Regions from separate parts of the Homo sapiens genome. Here region 2 is linked to region 1. Evidence: chromatin loops called from intact Hi-C (ENCODE). Cell type or tissue: MCF 10A. All regions are shown on one strand.

What was found. Peaks named below come from ENCODE experiments on the same cell type or tissue, not always from the same donor. Only the 100,000 strongest peaks of a DNase experiment are listed, where the experiment ranks them.
Region 2: a loop joins it to region 1, with 5 times the contacts of the local background. A loop is called at or near these places in 3 of 110 quality-filtered maps.

Annotation. Positions count from the first base shown.
Region 1 is chr3:190,693,896-190,701,895 of GRCh38, forward strand. It overlaps LINC02013 (long intergenic non-protein coding RNA 2013), which reads right to left and starts at 5,419. Exons shown (of 2, transcript NR_183762.1): 1 at 4,656-5,419; 2 at 4,050-4,255. In MCF 10A, CTCF peaks have their summits at 3,519 (motif pointing left) and 7,302 (motif pointing right); DNase peaks (open chromatin) are centred at 4,246 and 7,336.
Region 2 is chr3:190,529,484-190,537,483 of GRCh38, forward strand. All of the region lies in intron 1 of IL1RAP (interleukin 1 receptor accessory protein), which reads left to right. Among named protein-coding and RNA genes, the nearest start is that of IL1RAP, 19 kb to the left of the region's middle. In MCF 10A, no CTCF peak of the experiment used is centred here; DNase peaks (open chromatin) are centred at 4,288, 5,138, 5,718 and 7,848.

The sequences.
Region 1 (8,000 bases):
GAATTAGAAAATCTTTGAGTACACCTATGACCTGGAAGCCCCCACTTCAAGTTTTCCCACCTTCCTGGACTGAACCAGTGTACACCTTACATGTATTGGTTGATATCTGCTTGTAATTTCTGTCCCCTTAAAATGTACAGGATCAAGCTGTAACCCAACCACCTTGGATACATCATGTTCTCAGAACATCTTGAAACTGTGCCTCAGGCCTTGATTACTGATATTTGGCCCAGAATAAACCTCTTTACATCTTTTACAGAGTTTGACTCTTTTTATCAACATCACCCAGTACACCACTCTGATTTCTCATTATTCTATTATATCTGACTGCATGTACCAATATGGAGTCTCATTTTTGTGAGAACCTGATGCCTTTACTTTTGTCCACTCTGTCTCCAGGTCTCCTTCTAGACATTGGCCACTTAAAGTCACTTAGATGTAAAGAGATTTAAGGTAAGATAGTTATTGATGTATACTCAAGTCTCTGCTGCGCCATTCAGCATTGAGGCTGTAATTGATACCCATCATCTTCCTTCTCTACTTCTTATTCTAGATCTCCCTTATCCTCAGCCAGCAGTTGGCTGGTCTGTGTCACTTGCCTGGTTAGTTCTAAGTTCTTAGTTTTCTTTCTGAGCTGTGGTTGCTGCTAGTGTTCATTGACTATTGTCAATGGATCTGAAATGAGTGTGGCAGTTCCAAATACTGTCATCCCTGCCTACATTAAATAGCAGAAAACATCACTCCTCGTGACAATCCAAATCGATTGGGTCCTTATTACATAAATTCCTTTCTTTGCTGGCTGATGCATTGTTTTAAGAGCCAAAAGAGCAGGTGGTAGATATAGTTTCAAGTTTATGATAAACCTTACTGTGGCCTCTGGAAGAAGTGTTTACTTTTCTGGGAACCAGAAACTCTTAACTTGGCAAAGCCTAAGATTGCAGTGACAAGCTTTACAAATTATGTAATTGGGGCCAAGAGGAGGAATGGTGAGAGGTGAGGATCTTATTTCCTTCCTTTAGTTCCCAGATGAATATATATATTTCCAGACAGAGCATTATATATTAACCTTTCCTCTGAAAAAAAAAGGGAAGGAAGAGGAGTACATTGTACATTATTTAATTTCCAATTGCATATGTTTTGTGGCTGCTTACTTTTTTTTTTTTTTTTTTGCATTGAAAATCTGAATCAGTTCAGCTTGGTTTTGGTTTTGGGGTTTTGGGTTTTTTGTTTCTTTGTTTCTTTGTTTTGCCTGATGACTGAAAAAGAAGGAACATAAGATAATATAGGTTGTGTGTGTGCACACGTGCACACGCACATTTATCTATCTTTCTATCTATTCAAATGCCAAGTCAAAGACTGTGAGAGTCTCTAAATGTTGGGTATCCAGTTCCTCCTACTCTCATAATTCCAACTTAAAACATCCTGTGCTTCTGGTTTAGTTTCTTTTCCTATCCACACCCCCATAGCACTTTGTTGTGATATCATAGTCTAAACTTACAACTTGTCCCTGTTATTTAAGGAATTCCCCACACACATCTGTGCATTTAGCTTAAAACAAGCTGTGGGGATTTTTGTTGGTGCGTGCTGTGTGGGTTTCCCAAATGGAGTCTTTATTTTCAACACCTACAGCTTGCTCAGTCCATTCTGATGCTGGGATGGTTTCCTTCTGTGAGTAAATGTCAGTGAAGTGCTCCAGGCAAAGCTATTGCCCTCATGAAGCTTATGAATCTGGTTTGTTCCCGGAATAGACCCCTTATGCCTACATGCAAGTAAACATTCAGATCAGGTATATTAGCTAATCCAGCTTTAGGAGATTAAAAGAATTGACTCTTGCTGCTGAAGGCTAAAGGACAAGTTTTGCCTCACATTATAATGCTTCACCCAAACCAATTATATACACATTTTTTGTGTGTGTATGTACAGGCATATAGTAGGTACAAAAAAATGTGTGTATATAATCTTATTCTACAAAAGTTCATGGGATCTACTATGAACCAGGAACTATGCTAGGAGTAAGCAGAAAAATACATAAATGTAAATGAGACATACAAACTTGTGAGGGTGATAGGACATACCCAATAAACATGATAACCAAAGACACAGTAAGGTAAATAAGAACCAGTGAAGAGTTACGGGTTTCTAATACCATAGCAGATGTAAAATCCTTTTAAACTCTGAAGCACTCTAACATGTAAGTTGGAGATGATCAGGCTATCCTTGGGTAACAAGTGGGTCAATATTTGGCTTTGGGGCCATTATCTCTTTCATTCTATGTTCTTTTTTATTCTGTGTACCTGGGGAGGTAAGGTTTGCTTTCAGGAGTCATCAGAATCTATTTCACTGCCAGTGTTTCATCATACGCTTTTTGGAGAGTCAATTTCCTTCTGAGGAGAGTAGTTTCACCAGCTAGCATACTGAACGTCAAAGCGTGGTACCTTCCTGTATTCGTACATCCCAGTATTATCTTTCTTCTTTGAAATTACACAAAAACATACATATAATTATATATATAATAAAATAAATATAATTAAGCACATATAATAATACATTTTTCTCAAGAGAACTCTTTCATGGAAACATAGTAAGAAAAGCAAATTACCTTAGTTGAATCGGAGGAAGTGCCAGAGCCTGCCTTACTCAGCCCTCTTTCTGCTACCCTCACTTCTCTGGGTAAACTCTGTGAAGCCATAATCTCGTAACCTGGTTTAAAACAACTCTATTATATAGCTTTTAAAACACTTCAAATTTTGGCATTCGTGAATCTGAGACTGATAATGCCCGTGTGACCCTATGTCTTTAGCTGCTCAAGCTTACAATCGATGGTAGAATCAATCTTGTGGCAGAGTTCCCAGCCTCCTAGGCTCCTCTTCGCGTAATGCTCTACCTACTCCCCTAATTCTCCAGTTTTGGCAACTGAAACCCTGCATATGGCCTGCTTCAGATCTCTGGTGTGGAAATGTATGAGATATCAAGTACTTTTAGCCCCTGAGTTTTCCCTGGACTTGGTTGAGCCTTCACCTCTGGCTCCCTGGTCGTGGATACTACGCTGAATTAGAAAATCCTGCCGGTTTTTCCCTAGTGACCCAGTCTCAACAACTAACTTGCATGACCAGTACATGAGCTGGGACTTCTCTAGCTCTCTGGCAGAAAGTATTTACACTAAAATCTTTGACAAAGTGTACTTCTCCTAAGAGTGCGGTTTTTTTTTTTTTTTTAACCATAACACGGAAGAAAACCTTAGGTTAATTTCTGACCTGCACAGCCTCAAACTAAAGCATGCCAGAATTGCAGGAGGATACGAAGAAAACAGAAAATTGCAGTACCTGAAATCTAACAGCTACCACCTTTACTGAGCTGAATGTACTAGAATTACCAGGGAACAGCTAGAAAGAAAAAATAATAATAATTCAGGAAAGGAAAAATGTGTGTTTTTGACCCTATTTCTTTTTGATGCAGGCTGTGTGTGGAAAAGAGCTTGAAAAGAATTTTATCTTGCTCCACCTCGTGGTGGATGCCTGCAACATAATAATTCTTATGCAGTTTCTTCCAAAACAAAAACAAAAACAGAAACAAAGACAAACAAAAAAAAAATCACTGTGGATCTCTTTGCATGTCTTAAATAAAAATTTTCTGAAATTGAAAATTGAATTGCAATTCTTTTGCAACTGTATACTTATAGCATAAGAATGGAGACATCTCAGGCATTCAGTACAGCAGAAAACTATATTAGAAATTATAGTTTAAAAATAATTTTTAAGACATTCTTGCAGTGAATATCAACAATTTTTTGGTACATGAGGAGCTTCTGCCCCTGTAGGAATAAGTATGTCTGAAACATGAAAGAAAGAAAGAAAGAGAAGATAAAAGGAAGGAAGGAAAGAAAAGAACAGAAGGAAGGAAGGAAGGAAGGAAGGAAGGAAGGAAATTAATTTTTAGAAATAACCAGGGGCTGATTTATGTGCAATATGATTTTTTTCAGAGTTCATAAAGGGGAATGTGTGCTCCCCTACTCTCTAATTCCTGACATTTTTAAATGGTTAATACGGGTCTTTTATTTAAATGATGTTCTTTTTTATTGGCACATGTGGGTCAATTTTCTCCTTTTCTGTTTTACTCAAACCAAAAGCTGCACTCTCGGCAATTTGTCCCTTACAGAAGAGGCTGTTTCTTGTTACAACAGTACCGTGCTGTGCTTCAGCCATCCATAACACGCCCACTGTATGTAGTCTCATAGGAGGCATTGCAGGTCCAGTGTCTAGCCAGAAATGAGAAGCAGAGATTGTTATTTTTTTTTTGAGGTGTGACTCACCCACAACCTTCTCAATTCCAACTAGTTTTGTTTTGTTTTCCTGTAACCTAGTTTTAAATATATTTCCAAATCAGAGGCTGCCCTCAAAATGTAACCCTTCACCAACAGAAGCTTGTCTGGGAAGATTCTGCAGAAACTCCTCTCAGATTTGAAAAAATAATGGATTGGAAAATCATGTTTTGGCCAGGGTTCAGCAAAGAAAGTTAGGAACTGGCTACCAACATCACAAGAAACAATACTATATATAAAGGTATTGGTGTATTGAGATAGCTTATATTATTATTCTAGGTAAGGTCATCTAGGGGAATCATATGCCTGCATTTCGGTTCTCTTTTGAGGTACTTACCCTGGGCAATAGGAAGTATGAGAGGGGTTACAGAGATCCTCTTCCTTGGGCAGGAACACGTTTACAGCCATGATAGACACTCACTGTGAGGAACATCAGGTGGTGTGCGTGTGTGTGTGTAGGAGAGGTTGATACTTGAAATAAACCTCCTGAACCATGCTAAGAAGTCCAAAGTATGATAACAAGTGTGGATTTATCCAGATGACATTGGAGTAACACTACAGTGTTTTAAGCAGGGAAATTACATGATCACATTTATATTTTATAACTATAGTAAAGCTTCCATGTGTAGAATAAACTGGAGGAAAGCATACTGAAAGGATGAAGACCATCTAGAAACATATTCAAAAGTCTAGGCAAATGATGGTGATATGCCTAGCCTAGTAGGATTATGGATATTGAAATTGACTGTATTCTAGAGATATTGAGGATAGAGAAACAACAAGACTTGGAAATAGCTTGGGTATCTCCATGATGATAAACAATAATTTGGAAAATACGGTCTTGTTTTAAGTCTTACTGTGAACACATGCAGCTATTTGCCTGTGGATTTGTGTTTTTCTGACTGTAGGAGCATATTGGGTCTACACTCAAGGAAAACTAGAAGTGCAATAGTTATTGCCCCAGAAACAACCCTCAACAAATAACATAAAGGAAGATGACAGATCAATATTTCACTTTCCTCTCACTCGATAATATACCCATAAACTCTGTCCCACTAGAGTTCTAGGGTTCCCCAGAAAGATTTAGCTCCAGTTACCAATAGTGGTACATGACTTCATAATGCCCCCTGCGCTAGAATTCTTCCATTTCCTATTTTACTTCTCCACTTCCTCCCTACTCCCCTACCAGCATTTCTTGGGAAAACTTGAATATTTGTCTTACTGTCTGTTTTGGATAAAAACAAATGATGAAAACTTTCACTACAAAGGGATGATATTGGGGTGGAAATGAAGAATTCACATTTGAGAAAGATGAGATCAAGATACTCTATTCAGGTTGTTGTAGTTTAGCCCTTAGGGTCTTTCTGGTGTCATGTTAGAAGACTGCTTCCAGAAGCCTAGTTTCTGAAGCTTTGAGCTAAGGATTGGCCATCTTTTGCTAATAGTCTTCTTAGATGTCTGATTTGTTCTTCCATGAGTGGTGAATTTGTTTTTGATTATGTCCCCTCTGTTGAATGAAATTTAATTGTATTATACAAATTGCATTAAAGAGTATTTCTGGTATCACGTTTAGCTTCTTACTTCATTTAGCTAGGGTAAAATATGGTACTATAACCTGAACTGTGTTCCTCAAAATTCATAAATGAAAGCCTTGACTGCCAATGTGACTGTATTTGGAGACAGGTCCTTTACAGAGGTAATTAAGATTGAGTGAGGTCACAAGGGTGGGGCCCTAATCTGATAGAACTGGTGTCCTTAGAAAAAGAGGAAGAGACACCAGGGCTGTCTCTTTTTCTTAGTTCTGACAAAGGGAAAAGGCCTCGTGAGAACACAGCAAGAAGTCTGCTAGCCACAAGCTAGGAAGAGTTCCCTTACCAGGAACAGAATCAGCTGGAGTCTTGACTGGGATGTCCACCCTTCAGAACAGTGAGAAAATAAAGTTCATATTAAGCCACCCAGTCTGTGGTGTTTTGTTATGGTACCTTGAGCTAATACATATGGGCACATTAATGTTTAAATGAACGTCTTTACTTTATTTCCAAACTTCAGTATTTTCCTTCCTACATTTTAATTTTCTTTTTTCATAATGTTCTTTCATAAGAGAATGAATTTTGGACCCAGATCATCTGTTACGTTGGTCAAATTCCTTAACTTTATTTGAATCAATTTTCTCAAATGTCTGAAGATGATGATACTAATATTTGCTTCCCCGTCGGATGGCTGTCTTCAAAATAAGCACTTTAATTATAATAAAGGCTGGAAATAAAAATATTTCTTTTATTATTGCTGTATGTTTTCAATATTCTTCAATATCTTACATGAATTTTTTTAAAAAATTAAGTTGAAACTTTCTATTCCTGTCTTATTTTTCAGACATAGCTTTTTCCTGTCTTCCGTTCCACTCCTTCTCTAGAATTTCTTCTTGCCACACACTTCTTTCCCCTGGGTAGACAGAGCCTCACAAGCTCATCCTTATTTTTCCTCACAAAGCCTTGTCAAACAGACCATCCATTGAGATTCCTACTGGATCAATTGACAATTGATTCAATTTGGTCACTAGGCAACATATTTTAGGAAAAGAATGTTGTGAATGCTGTTTTTGCATTTATTTTCCAGGATTAAAACCTTCTTCAAATAATCTGCTTTGTTCCAGGATCCATGAAAGCTTGAAATAGCACCCACACCGTCTGCACTTGCTTGCCCTTTATGCCATAAATTCCTTCTAAACATAGACATCCATGTCAAGTTGGCATTGATATAGGATGCAGATTTATGTGTTTAGAAGTAAGTCAAGAAAGAAAGAACATTTGGAAAGACTATCAAGAAAGATGGGTTGTCAGAAAAAATAAAGAAAAAAGAAAAAAGATAGGAAAACTAATGAATGCTAAAACACACTACAACAGCTTATCAGTGTGAGTTAGCTCTTCATGTTCTCGTAGTCCGTTCTAGAATTGGGACCTTCTTTTCAGGCTCTTTTTCAACAATGGCCACTGGAGGGCATTGCCAGCCAGCAGTGAGGGAGGTTTATAGCAAGTCCTTAACAGGGAAAGTTAAGGTATAAAGGTCAGATGTGGCAATAGCGTCAGACAACAATAGGGCAAACATGAAAAACTACAACTACGTGTCTCAGAGCAAGATTTTGCTGGCACTTAGACTGAGGTCTAAGAAAGAGTTGTTGAAATATGGTGGGTGTTTGCCCTAGGTTTTATTTTCCCTTCTCACTGTTAACATTGATGTTGTCATTTATTTACAGCTTTATGGTTGCATGGGCCTCATATCATTTGATCAGTATGTTCTCTAACAGTTTGGTCTAAATTGAGTTTCTGAAAATTTGAACCTGTCAATGAAGATGGCTGATCTCCATGAAAAGATGGCATAAGCAGGTCTCTTCAAAATGGGAAAAGGTCCTCTAGGAAAGCAAAATGTTACTTTAACATTTGAACATACCTGCAAATTTCTTATTAAGTTGATTTATAGTGTGACACATCAATAAGGTACTTGAGGCTTGATTCACTAGACTGATATGCCACTCAATCGGGCAGTCATTTAGCTTATTCACCACCTCTACTCGGGGGGCCAGTGATGCTTCCTCTGATCACGTTGAAACGGCGCCCATGTGAAAGCCCAGCACCATGTTACATTTCCATTCTACCTTCTCTTCTTATGCCTTGGAATATTCAAA
Region 2 (8,000 bases), 160 kb before region 1:
AAGACCATCTGGCCAACATGGTGAAACCCCATCTCTACTAAAAATACAAAAATTAGCTGGGTGTGGTGACGCACGCCTGTACTCCCAGCTCCTTGGGAGGCTGAGGCAGGAGAATCACTTGAACCCGGGAGGCGGAGGTTGCAGTGAGCCGAGATCGCGCCACTGCACTCCAGCCTGGCGACAGAGCTAGACTGTCTCAAAAGAAAAAAAAAAAAAAAAATTTAGCCGGGCGTGGTGGCAGTCACCTGTAATCCCAGCTACTCGGGAGGCTGAGGCAGGAGAATTGCTTGAATCCGGGAGGCGGAGGTTGCAGTGAGCCGAAGATCACAGCGCCACTGCACTCCAGAGTGGGCAACAGAGCGAGACTCTGACTCAAAAAAAAAAAAAAAAAGAAAAGAAAAAGAAAGAGCAGTGGGCCTGGCTGCTGCCCCATCTAGGAGGTGAGCCAGTGATCAGCAACAACGTATGTGAGTTGCAGTACTACCTAGAGGCCTAGACAGACCCTCTGAATAAAGTTCTCTATGGGCAGCCCTAACTTGGAACCATAAAGAGTAAGGAATTCTAGGAAACATCATTCCAGTTTAACTATTTTTGCACAGTTAGGAAACAGAAGTGACTTTTATCTTAGAGAAAGGGAAGATAATGAAAACATAAAGTGAAGGAGGGAAACAGGAACCTGCCCTGGAGAGAGCCCAGTCTGACCGGGAGATAATATGTGAATACATCATCATTGAATGCAAGGAGGCACTATTTTTTGGGGACCTTAAATGCTCTGTTAAGAAATTCATACTTAATCCTATAAGACATGGAGACACAATGAATATTCTCGAGTAAGGGAGGGGCATTATCAGATCTGTATTTTAGATCTGGCTTAGAGAGGGAATAAGTGGGGCAATTAATGAGGATTCTATTATAATAATCAAGGTGGAAAATTTGCATTCCCAGAACTTTCTTCTGTTCTCACTAAAGGAGGTGACCCAGAGTCATCATAAGATGTTCTGGACCATTCTGGGAATTAAAAATGCTAGTGTACATTACAAGCCAAAGTGATTTCACCTATGGCTGCTATTGTCAACTCCGATGCCCTTATGGTATGCCTAGATAACTCTTCTTAAAAACTCCCTGATAAGTTTGCTTCTAGTAGGTGAAGAACAAGGAGAAGTGTATACACAATTAGAACATCGGCTTAAATGAAATTGGCTTATGCAATCATGTCAGTATCATTTTGAGAGGAGAGATCCTATAAAAACAAATACTTATTACGTAGTAAATTAAGACTTTGGGGCTTTACTGAGTGGTAACAACAGTATTCTCTTATGTGTATCCAAGTGCCCAACAAGTTACAGACCACTTACATGTTCATTATCTCATTTGATTTGATAACAGCTCTGCAAGGTCAGTTTTATCTGAATTATTACAAGTGAAAAAACTGAAGCTCAGAGGTTGTGATGACCATCAAGTGGCCACTTAGCCCCGATGATTCAAGAGCTCATTGGTGTTCTATATATTCAAAGGGCACCATTCTATTGCTCAACTTTCCATTTCGCTCTATGCACCACTGCCTGATAATCTTGGGACATATCTTTGTTCATGCTGTGTCCTTGTTCTAAATCCATTCATCGCTGGGCCCTGTTGCTCACACCTGCGATCTTAGCACTTTGGGGAACTGAGGTGGGAGGGTCCCTTGAGCCTGGAAGTTTGAGGTTACAGTGAGTCTGGACTGTGCCACCGTACTCTAGCCTGAGCAACAGAGCAAGAACCTGTCTGTAACAATAATAATAATAATTAAAAAAAATCCACCCATAGTTCTTGGACATTCTCACTTTAAAGATCTCTTTCCACCCAAAGAACAGGCTTTTTGTAACCCAGGTGTTACAATTTCAGCTGTTCTGTTTCCTCACTTTCCTGAAGTATTTTTACTGCCTTTCCTCAAAGCACAGGACACCAAACACAGGGTAAAGAGGAAAGGGTTCTTTACAAAAGCATACCTGAGTGGATACCTTAACACCCTCAGGAAATCTACACATCTTTGAATTAGGGCATTCCATAAGTCTTCCCTGTCAGCACTTCCCGGCACATACTCCTGAATGTTTAAAAACCAACCATATCTCTTGGCTTCCTACTTGTCAAGACACAGCTGAACTTACTCACTTGTCTTGACTTATGTAAAACACACACTTACAGTCAGTGCTGTATCACCTAAGACTTCAACAGCCAGCAGCAAGTGAATTAAGAAACCGTAATATATCCTCCATTCAATGCACCCTTGCAGGGTTTTGCACCCCTAAAGAGATCCCTAGGGCACATGAAATCGGGTGACTACCCCAGCTTCTTGCTGTGGGGAATCTAGGGTTTTTGTAGTTAATGATATTGAGACATGGACTTAGGGGAACAGGAGGAGGCATATAGAAATCAAGCTTTCGCAGCAGCCATTAAATGGAATACGTGTAATCGTTCTCAAAGAATACTAGATTGCTGGGGCCAAAGAGGCTAAACCTCTGGCTTTGCAGAAAGGCCTCAGAGGAATATGTTGTGTTTATAAAGTCAGCCAAACCTACCTGTAACTGGCTTTCTAGTTCTGGCATAGTGCACTTTCTGGTATCATGCTGCTTCTCTTGTCTTGGTTCTCACACATGAGTTTTGGCCTAATTGCTCTAGTTTGAGAGAGTCAAAGGCAAGTCTTCTAGTAATGAGGGGAAAAAAGGATAATAGCTAACAAGTTGAAGTGCTTACTGTGTGCCAGGTGCTTTACAAAATTACCTCATATAATCATCTTTCTTTTTTTTTTTTTTTTTTTGAGATGGAGCCTTGCTCTGTCGCCCAGGCTGGAGTGCAGTGGCACCATCTCGGCTCACTGCAAGCTTCGCCTCCTGGGTTCACGCCATTCTCCTGCCTCAGCCTCCCGAGTAGCTGGGACTACAGGTGCCCGCCACCACGCCCTGCTAATTTTTTGTATTTTTAGTAGAGACGGGGTTTCACCGTGTTAGCCAGGATGTTCTCGATCTCCTGACCTCGTGATCTGCCCGCCTCGGCCTCCCAAAGTGCTGGGATAATCATCTTGTCTAATTCCATGTGAGGTGCTTTACTGACCCTGTCCACCAATAAGGAAATTGAGAGTCAATGTGGTTAAGTAGCTTGTACAGCTGTGGAGAAGGACCTGAACCCAGGTCTATATGGCTGTAAAGCTCATGATGAAACCCCGTGCTTTGCCTCCCTGTGCTGAGGCGTGCCGTGCATCCCATGGCCCCTATCCAGTTTGCTTGCACGTACAGCTGAACATCTTATAACAGGCGTTTAGTTAGTACTCTGATGTGTCTGACAGTTCCCTAGAAGCTCAGCTTGGACTGAGCCAGCCCATTTGCGTTTCTGGCCTCTTCTTGCTTCCTTTTCTCCTTTTTCAATTTCCTTTTTCGGCTCAGGCAGCATGGGAGATGCCTTAATCAATTGATGATAGTTCCTTCTGTTTTAATGACATTCTCATTTCCTCAGTATGTTTTTCTCACTTTGAGGGTTGGAGAGGGGAGTAAGGGAACAAATACTTTCAAAAACCCCTAGTCTCCTAGTTTTGAAAGTAAGTTCCATGACGTTATGGAAATGCTGCTTTGAAATACTGGAACTGCTGTATTGAATGCCCATAGGTGTCTGTGAAAGAGGGAACCGTAGGCCCAACATGGCTCGAAAGACTTCATCCAGGATAAGTAGGTTGACATGACAAGGGATTTGGGTCCAGCTCAACATAAAGAGACATTTATTACAATTAGGGCCATATGAAAACTACATTAGTAATGAGTTCACCATCACTAGAGATATTAAAAGAGGGCCTAGACATCTAGTTGGCAAGGATGTCACAGGGAGATTTGAATATTGGAAAAAGGAGTTTGAATCAAAATGACATTTAAAGGCCTTTCCGGCCTTGAGATTCTGTCTTGAATTCACTTAGAAACTTTATATTGGGAATAAAGGTTTCCCCTTGTTATAATTAACACCAACTAGTGATGTCTCCTCCTCCCTCCCCCCTGTGCTTCCCCTGTCTGAACAACTACTCGATTTAAGAAGGGGACTTAGGATGAGGAAGGATGTGGTTCCTTCCCACTTGGCAGCACTCCGTGTCAGAATGGAAGACTTGTGTCTGGGCCTGGCACGGTTCCGTCAGGCCCTCTTACCAGCCCAGTCGTGTCTGTGACCAGAGCACGTGGGAGGTGCACATCCGTGTAGAAAAACCTCCCACTGGCTGCCAGCTCTGGATTTTTGAAATAATTCCTAATGAATGCAGTCTTGCCCAGGCCAAACCTCTTACAGGAATGATGACACACCCTGAAACAAGTCCGAGTCAGGCCAGACAAGCATCCCCTGAAAAATACTCCCTTTGCGGTTGGCAGCATATGAGAAAGTATCTTTGAGAGCCGTTTCTTCTTGCCGTTTCAAAGGAAAGCTGCTTGCAGGCCAGGAGGTCAGGAGTGAAAAACTCCTTTTTTTTTTTCTTCTATTTTTTCTTTTCTTTTAATTGGCTTACTACTCATCTGAAAGCTCTGCTAGTCAAATATGATAATCCTTTGATTTAATGTCAGGATTGAGACAGTTCTCTGGTTCTTGAAGGAAAGAGTGTTGCAATGCTAGGAAGTCTCCAGCAGCTGATTAACAGCTTTGATTTGAAAGAATAAAAAGAAAGATACAAAAACTGGCAGTGGGTCCTACCGATCGGTGCTGCAACTAAGAATGGACAGTATTTAAATAAGATGATCTTTCCCCTCAGGATTTACAGAGACTTCCATAATCTCCAGCCCACTTCATTTTTTTTTTTTAATGTAATGTTACAGCTCGGTATGCTTTGCTCAAATCTATCATGTTTGGATATTTCAAACTAGGAAGTTTCATTCCTTGTAGAAAAGCTTCAGAAACTCACCAGATATTTTAAGTCAGGTCAGTCCAGCTCTTCCCAGGAAATAAAGATGTTAAGAACTTCATAGCTGTAGGGACTCCTTAGAGATCCGATCCAGTGCTGCCTATAGGACCTTGGGCCGAGATTTCCCATGTACACCATAAATCTTCACAAAGTCGTGGGAAAAGAACAGCAACTTCAGCTCCTTTTGCAGCCTGATCATTGCTTCTGGGCCCGAGTAGCTGTCTTCTTTTGATATAGGACCATTGCCTGTTCAGACATGACTCTTTTTCCTGGATACAAATGGTATGTTATTTTTAGGGGGCAGTTATATTTCTTAATAGTTTTCAGAGTTGGTAGACAGGCCTGAACTGGGAATCAAAAGCCATCTTCTCACATTTCCACTAGTGAGTTATTGACCTCATGAAAGTCACCTCTCCTCCCTGGGCCTTTACTTCCCAAATAGTGTTCCAAATAACATTAGTGACTTCTGAGGTCCTGTCTAATTTTCTAGATGTCATCCGGATAAGAAGATAAAGTGTAAGAGAATTAAAAAAAAAAAAAAAAAAAAAGAAAACCAGCAAAGTGAAGTGTGGGGCTTAGGAAAATGAGAGTCCTCTGTTTAAAATATGTCTCAGAGAGCCTTGGTAGCAACAAAGGTCCCAAATATAGGAATCTTAGTCTGTACTGTGTATTGCAGGGTATATGGATTTCCTGTATTTGCCTAAGTTCTATTTGCTAAGAGCTGACTAGAAACATGAATAGTAGTCCTGAGGAAGCTTAAAGATGCTATCACATTCAGTTTACTCATTTGACATATCAACCCTGCGGCCTTTGTTCTGGAGGTACACTGAAACTTGAACTCAAGTCTCCTGCCTGCTTGTGCAATGTGCTTTCAAGTACACTGCCTATTCAGTTTATTTAGCAGTGATGAACGCTTACAGAAACCATCAAGCTATGTTTTGAAAGTTAGTTGATTCAAAACAATAGAGTTTAGTGGTCAGCCAAACAGAAGCAAGGAGATTTGCTAGTTTTGCATATGTGTGTGACTTAGTTTCCCTATTATCCACGTGTTAAACATAAGTTCTTTGTACAGCTCTATTCCTGGCCAACAATTAGTGCTATTTTTTTTCTCTCGGGTTTTAGAAGATCTACCTCCTCCAAACAACAGCAATTAACTACGACTTATAACTCACTCTCAGCTCCCCACCAGGGCCACTTACATTCACATTTCTGATCACAATATTTCTTAAGGTAAATCTTCAGTTCTCTGAGAATGCTGAACAATGAGTGTCTTCTAGCTCAAGTTACAGTTTGTAATGACCAATTTTGTAATTGTGGAACAGCCACAAACACGGTGGCATAAGATTCATGTATCCTGGCTTAATAGCTCAGATTATTTCCAAAAACCCACTGACGTTGGATCAATCATGCTACCTTTGTCCTTTTGTTTTTCTGTCTATTAAGTGCTGTGTTTGGCCCAGTCTTCCTCAGGTCTCCTATGGTCAAGGATCGTGTTTTAACTGTTTTGATAGGTTGTCTTTCTCAGGTGTATTCCATGCTACACTGCTATCATATAGCAAAGATCCTGAGAAATTATACTTTCATGAACAATTCAGGGCTGTGATTTTGAACATGAATTATTTTTCACTGTGCATAATGATGTTCCCAGAACCTATTGAAATACGTAAGACTCTAACGTGAAATGGCCCCAGACCCCCATATTACCAGTTTTTGCTTGTTGGGTTTCTTTTCTTGTTGGGTGTTAGTAGCTCAACTTTCACACCTGCCATCAACATGCCTCCTTATAAAAGCCATTTGTCCTTCATGCAAGTTTGTGACTTCTTCTCTGCCTAGGCATAAGGACTCAGATAACCAAGTTGTTATCTGAAGATCTGTACTATAAATAAAGTTGATTCTTTTTTTAATTTTTTTTTAAGTTGATGCATCTTAGTTACCGTTTGCAGCTCTGGTTTGTCTAGCTGTTGGCTACTGGTATTTACTTGATAATTGACACTGTCTAGTAATTGAGTTACCAGCTGTTGAGGTATGACTGCATGCCTCTGATTCTGTGGGTCTCACTTTTCTCTTCTTTGGATGTTTTCACTGGCCAATAGATTCGTTTTGTATTTTTACTGTGATCTTCTGGGTAGATGCTAGGGACCCTAATGATTTTTAAGTAATCCTGAAGAAAATTACCGTAAGCCTAAAGGTGGTTGAAAATGACAGTTTTTTGCAAATAATCAAAATGCCATCCATAGGGACATGGTTAAATACACTATCATAAGCTAGACAATGTAATCATATTTAGCCATTAAAAATGATGTATAATAGATCATAATGCTACATAAGTGTGAATTAGGGTGACAACCATGGTCTATGCTTTGCCTAATAAAGTATAATTTAAAAAACAAACAGACAAAAAGAAATGTAATTACATAAGCTAATCTGGAAAAAATGTGAAAGACACATTACTAAATAAAATAAGCATCTTTTATATACACATATGATTCAATTTTTGTAAAAAGAAAAACAGTTATATGTGAAAAAATGAAAGAGTCTGAGTCTAGTAGTTATATATGGTTATATTAAGAGAGAGACTGGATGAATGCCAAAGGGAGAGGAGAAGGGGCCACAGTGTTTACACTTCCTACCTAATATAGATATTTTTTTTAACTTTTAGACATTTACTTATTTAAAAAATTAACTTGGAACCTCTTACTAAGTGAGACTCGTAGCCTATCTCAAAGAGCGATAATGTGATATTTAAAGATTTTGCTGATTTGGACAGAAACAGAAACAAGAAGTGATAGAGAATTTATTAGATGCTTTACTTTAGATACATTTTCTCTTCTTTTTTTTTATTATTAATAATGTTGGCAGGGAGGCAGTGAACTTGCCCATTAGAGTTTGGCAACCTGCTTGAGTTTCCTAGGCATCCCATGAGTCCTCTCTGTTTCTTGCCACACAGCATTGACTCAGATCTATTCCTTTACATGCAGGCAGCTGTACGAAAACCTATGCACTCTTATAGCCTCATCTGGTTTCCTTTGTCAAGATATTACATTATGAAACATTTTGGGAAATTAGCAGCTTTTGACAGTAAATACGAATGATTTGT